Linked DNA regions of Homo sapiens: region 1 is linked to region 2. Evidence: chromatin loops called from intact Hi-C (ENCODE). Cell type or tissue: sigmoid colon. All regions are shown on one strand. Links, peaks and the distances in the headings refer to the core of each region. The heading gives the core; the rest is flanking DNA. Region 1 has its middle 92 kb from the start of LINC01799. Region 2 has its middle 16 kb from the start of LINC01799.

Region 1 (2,932 bases), core at 247-2,746, 77 kb after region 2:
GGAAAAAGTTCTGGCAGGTTCCTGTAAAACTATATATAGACTTACCCTATGACACATCAATTTCACCCCTAGATATTTATGCAATGGAAATTAAATCCTACGTTCACAAAGTACATAAAAATAACATTCATGGCCATTTTATTCATAACAGAAAAAAACTGGAAACTGCCCATTGTCCATCAATAGAAGGGATAAAAAAACTAATATTTTAATACAATGAAACACTACTCAATAAAAATGTATAAACTCTCAATACATGCAAAAACATGGATAAATCAAAAATATTAAGCTTAACTAAAGAAGCTAGATACAAGAGTAGAACACACTATATGATTCCATTTATATGAAATTCCAGAACATGCAAACAATGCTATAGTGAAAAAGATCAGAATTGTTATTGTCTCTGAGGAATGCAACAGGGAATGACTGGGAATAGACATAATGAAACTTCCTGATATAATAGATATATTCTATAACTTGATAGGGGATTATGTTAGACAGGTGTATGAATTTCTTAAATTTCAGCAATTGTAGCCATAATTGTATATTTTATCATATATGAAGTTTACATCAGAAGTAAAGAATTGTAAAGAAATATTGAACTCTAGTTAATGTTATTCATGCTGAAATATTTAGGTTGAAATGTAGTCATGTCTGTAATTTATTTTGGAATACACAAAATATGATAGATTAATGGATAGATACATATACAATAAGCAAGCATTATAAAACAATAATGGTAGAATCTAGGTGGTGAATATATTCACTATAAACTTCTTTCAACTTTTCTTTATGTTTGAATTGTTTATATTAAAATGTTAGAGAGTAGAAATGGCCATACAAATGTAGTTCTCTTTCAAGACTCTATTTTGTTGGAACATTTCTTTATTTCATTACTTGTTTATCCTTTAGCCAGTGCCACACTTTCTTACTTATTATAGCTTTATATTAAGTTCTTCTCCTTCAAGATTATCTTGACTATTTTTGACCCTTTACTTTTACTATAAATTTTAGAATGAACTTGTCAATTTTCACCATATTTCCTCTGAGATTTTTATTGAAATTGAATTGAATCTATGGATCAATTTATATGGGAAATAAACACCTTTACAATATTGGATCTCCAATCCTGTTCCTCTATTTATTCAGATCTTTTTAATTTATTTTAATAATATTCTGAAGTTCTCAGTACGGTAATCTTAAATGTCTTTTTGATCTTTTTTTCTTAAGTACTTGGAATTGCTTTATTCTATTAAAACATTATTTTTTAATTGATGGTTGTATATAAAAATACAATGAAATGAACCAGAGATCCTTGGAGAAATGCCTAATTCTAGGACTGGAGCATTTTAGAGAGCCAGAAAGTAAGAAAGTGCTCAAAAACAGTACAAAAAATCACACATTGATGAGAGTATGTCAAAGGGACAAAGGTGTCAACTGAAAGAGCTCTCAACAGTCAAAGCTGGAACAATTTGCACAACAAAATAAAACAAAATTGTATTTACTGGATCATAAGCTAAAATATAAAATAAATATCCATGAGTCAATACTGGTATCAATAAATTATTGAATAAATAAATACAGGGAAAAAGACACATCTCTCAAGTAAAAGAGTTAAAAATAATTAAATGGATACCCATCCCTTAACAAAAGGGAGCATAAATTCCCACTTTTTCAGGAGGGGCTGCCCACAGTGACTCCATGTAAAGAGTTTAGTATAGAAGGGGAGGTAGGGCAGAGTAAATGGAAAATCCTGGCAAACATCAGCTCAACCAGGTGATCAAGGTCAACATCAACAGTGATAAATCATGCCGATAGTGTATGCCCTTTAGATGACATGATTTGAATGGCACTCTACCTCTATGGTCTTTCTCCCAAAAAGCCATAACCACAGTCTAGTCATTAAAAAAAATCAAAATCAAACAAATTCCAATAGAGAGGGATTCTACAAAAACCTAACCACTACTTCTCAAAGTGTCAAGGTCATTAAAAACAAGGAAAGTCTAAGAAATTGTCATAGTCAAGAGGAGCCTAAAGAGCCATAACAACTAACTGTAACATGGTATCTTGGATGAGATCCTGTAATAGAAAAAGGGCATTAGATAAAAAACTAAGGAAATCTGAATGAAATGTGGACTTTAGTTGATAACAATGTATAAATATTGGCTTATTAATTGCAATATTAAAGGAACTGTATTTGTTGAACTTGTATCCAGAAACCCTAATAAATTTACTTATTGTTTCATAGATTATCTGTATACTCTTTTGAATTTTCTGTATAGACAATCATGTCATCTGTGAATAATCACAGTTTTATAATTTCCTCTCTAATTCATCTATCTCTTTTTTCCTTGCTTTATTGCTATGGATAGGACCTTCAGTACTACATTTAATAGAAGTGGTGACAGCACCATTTCGTTCCCATATAAAGCAGAAAGTTTTCAACATTTTACCATTAAGAACAATTTTTACTAGAAATTTCCTGTACATACTTTATTACATTAAGGAAATTCCTTTCTATTTCTAGTTAGCTGAGATTTCTTTTTTATCATAAACGTGCTTTCTGCTATACCAATTAATATAGTCATATAATTCTATCTTTGTTTTATTAATGTGGTGAATTATATTGTGTGATTTGTTTTCAAATGTTAAACCAACGTTGCATTGTTTGAATAAACAGCACTTGGTTGTGATATATTATCCTTTTTACAAATCACTAGATTAAGATTTCTAAAGATGTTATTTACTATTTTTATATCCAGATTCATGAGAGGAATCAGCCTATAATTTACCTCTTATATGATTTGTCAAGATTTGGTATCAATACACTGCTAGCTTCATAAAGTAGGTTGGGAATTGTTTCCTGTTTTCCTATTCTTTAACAGCATTTGTATGAGATTGATATTATTTCTTCTTTCAATGTATGTGAGAA
Region 2 (2,932 bases), core at 170-2,669:
ATTTCAAGTGTTCCAAGTATTAGGAGTTTTTATGTTACCATACATTTTTCTGTAATGATCTCAACTGATCTTACAAGGCAGTTTCAACTTAAATATACTATAAATGTTGATACTTTGTAAAGGGTATGAGCAGGGGCAGGATTACTAGATAAAATATAGGACGTCCAGCTAAATTTAATTTTTACATAAACAATACATAATATTTTAGTATAAATATGCTTCAAATATTGCATAGAATGTAGCAATGCTAAAAGAAAGGATTTTTGGGTTTTTTAACCTGAAATTCAAATTTAACAAGGTGTTCTGTATTTTCACTTGGTAAATCTGGCCATCTTCAGAGTGTGTGTGGTGGGGGTTGGGAGTCGTGATGAATTTGGGAGATATGGCTGGGCAGAGAGGAGAAAGAAGGAGGTCTGAGTGATGGCCGAGATTGGGATAGATGCCCTGTGTGGAACCTATTGAATGGATCCACTTACAAAACTAAAATAAACAGTTTCTAATTGTTACGGCCTAAAAGTAAAAAGTTGTTTATAACCTGTGAGTAGGATCACTTTATGTCAACTTTAAATGATTTTAGAAGCCTGATGTCTGGATCCGGAAGTTGCCCTCCTGGGAAACTCTTTGGACTTGGGTAGTTCTAGCCCTGTGGTTTTTCAGTTGAGTGTCTTATATACAAACTAACCCTTGGTTCAACTGATAAGAAGTTAAACATTTCAGTAAACATGGGATAAAATTTCCCAAGACATCCTTGGGAAAAGGTATTTTTTGGAGGAAAGATCATGTCTAAGGAGGCTTTTATATACATTACACCCTGGAAATTGAAAGACATCTAATTCCCAGAGGTTTCTAGCTCCAGATAACTTGCACAATGCTAAGTTACAAAACCCTATCTGTATGAATGTGACTCAAGCTCATAAAAGTTTCCATCCCATCCAACTGGGGAAGCAACTTCAGAAAGCCTCCTTATTAGCTGCCAAAAATCTTCACCACATACGACCCACCCCCACTTTCTGCTTCTTCCAGGTCATTCACCACTAATGACTGCTATTAATGACTAAGCTATGCCAAAGACAGTATAAGAGGGGGTGGGGGTGGGGGGGGGGGGTTGCAGAGGACAAAAGTAAGCTTTAGGAGTCCCTGTTCTCAAATACATTTCCTTTCCTACTCTTGGACACCATCCTGAATTCCTCCAAGCAGTGCTGTTTAGATGTTTGGATTAGACTCCCAGTTTGCCAACTGCGCATCTGTTTCTCCCCCCACTAAGGGAATCAAGTGCAGGTTGGAAACAGCTCATGGACTATGTAAGAAGACAGGCCCCTGCAAATCAAGGCAGAGCCAAAACCATTAAGTCATTAGGTCTTGTGTTCTCAGGTTTTATAGCGCTCTTATTCACCAGCCATGGTGGAAGCCTTTCTGACGTGCTTCTGACCGCTCAAAGATAAGGTCACATGGCACCTCAGGCCTGTGTAGTGAGCACACAAGGCTCTTTCTTCCTTCCACAGGCAGTGCTGCCTGCGTGATCTGGGCTTATGTAGGAAATGAACTAGATGTTGTGATTTGAGTAGTACTGGGAAATTCTCTCCTTCCTCCTTCCTTTGCCTCCACCCAGCCACCAACTTACCCAAATATTCCAAATATCTTTCAGGTGACTGATATCTGATCCCAAAGCCATCTTGAACTGTCAAGAGTGCAAGTGAAATTCATGTTGGGGGATGTTCACCATTAGTTTAACATGACTCTCCCAGATTAAATGAAAACTCATAGGTTAAGAAAATGGCGACTATAACTCTTAAAGCTGTTGGTGTTTCCTAGAGAATCATCCACTGCCACTTCTTTAATAATTTCAAAATGCCTTACATTTATAAAGTGATCAATAATTATTTGCTTATTTGACAAAAAGAGATATAAAAAGAATGCAATAAAACATGCACTGGTAACCTCTCATATAGGATGGAAGACACATAGGTACTTACTTATTTCCTGACCAAATAAATATCAAGTATGTTATTTGACCAAGTTTGCCCAAAAATCTCTTCCCATTAATGTCTTGCCCTAACTCTCTTAGTGTTTCTGATATCTTTCATGTTCCTCTTAAAGTTTAAACAAACATCTCTGATTGTGTCAGCACCCACATGGGCAAAATAATTTCAAAATTATGTTTTAAAAAAATCTCAAAATTATTATTATTATTATTATTTGAGACAGAGTTTTCGCTCTTGTTGCCCAGGCTGGAGTGCAGTGGTGCGATCTCGGTTCACTGCAATGTCAGCCTCCCGGGTTCAAGCACTTCTCCTGCCTCAGCCTCCCAAGTAGCTGAGATTACAGGCACATACCACCATGCCTGGCTAATTTTTTTGTATTCAAGATTATTTTTTAAAAAACAATTTCAAATTCCTATTTGAGAAACAGAATAAGTTACAGCACACTTAAGGAAAAAACAACAGTAAAGTAGTGGGAGAAGTGGATCTGGAGAGCAGTCTTAGCCCTGCTGCTGCTGCTGCTGCTGCTACTGTTGGTGGTCGTGTAACGTATTGTCTAAACCAGACACTTGTGAGCGTGAAAGGAAGGTGCGAAGGCAAATTAAGCTGCAGCGACAGGAACTCAACAAACGAGGGTGCGAACTCACCCTCCAAGTCAGTTTCTCTCAGAAACTCAGTTTCATGGTCTATGAAATTCAGAGTAAGACAAAATGCAGTTCCTTCAACTCCAAAGCCTTTAGCTGAGAGCCAATTCTCATTTCTTCTTCCTAACTTCACATCTATTTTAAAATAGAAATGCATACTTTGTTTATTCATGTCTCCTCTCACGTCTCTGTTCAATGAACATTTCCGGCCACACAAAATCATTCTGGAGATCAATTTCAGGAAATTCAGTCTTCCTAATAGTCTTAAAGACAGCCACAGCTTTCAGCACTCTGTCAGAAATGCTGTTA

Evidence for each region. Peaks named below come from ENCODE experiments on the same cell type or tissue, not always from the same donor. Only the 100,000 strongest peaks of a DNase experiment are listed, where the experiment ranks them.
Region 1: a loop joins it to region 2, with 3 times the contacts of the local background. A loop is called at or near these places in 3 of 110 quality-filtered maps.

The regions. Positions count from the first base shown.
Region 1 is chr2:66,810,828-66,813,759 of GRCh38, reverse strand. No RefSeq gene overlaps it. Among named protein-coding and RNA genes, the nearest start is that of LINC01799, 92 kb to the left of the region's middle. In sigmoid colon, for the core only: no CTCF peak of the experiment used is centred there; no DNase peak of the experiment used is centred there.
Region 2 is chr2:66,887,394-66,890,325 of GRCh38, reverse strand. No RefSeq gene overlaps it. Among named protein-coding and RNA genes, the nearest start is that of LINC01799, 16 kb to the left of the region's middle. In sigmoid colon, for the core only: no CTCF peak of the experiment used is centred there; a DNase peak (open chromatin) is centred at 1,405; H3K27ac peaks cover 519 bases.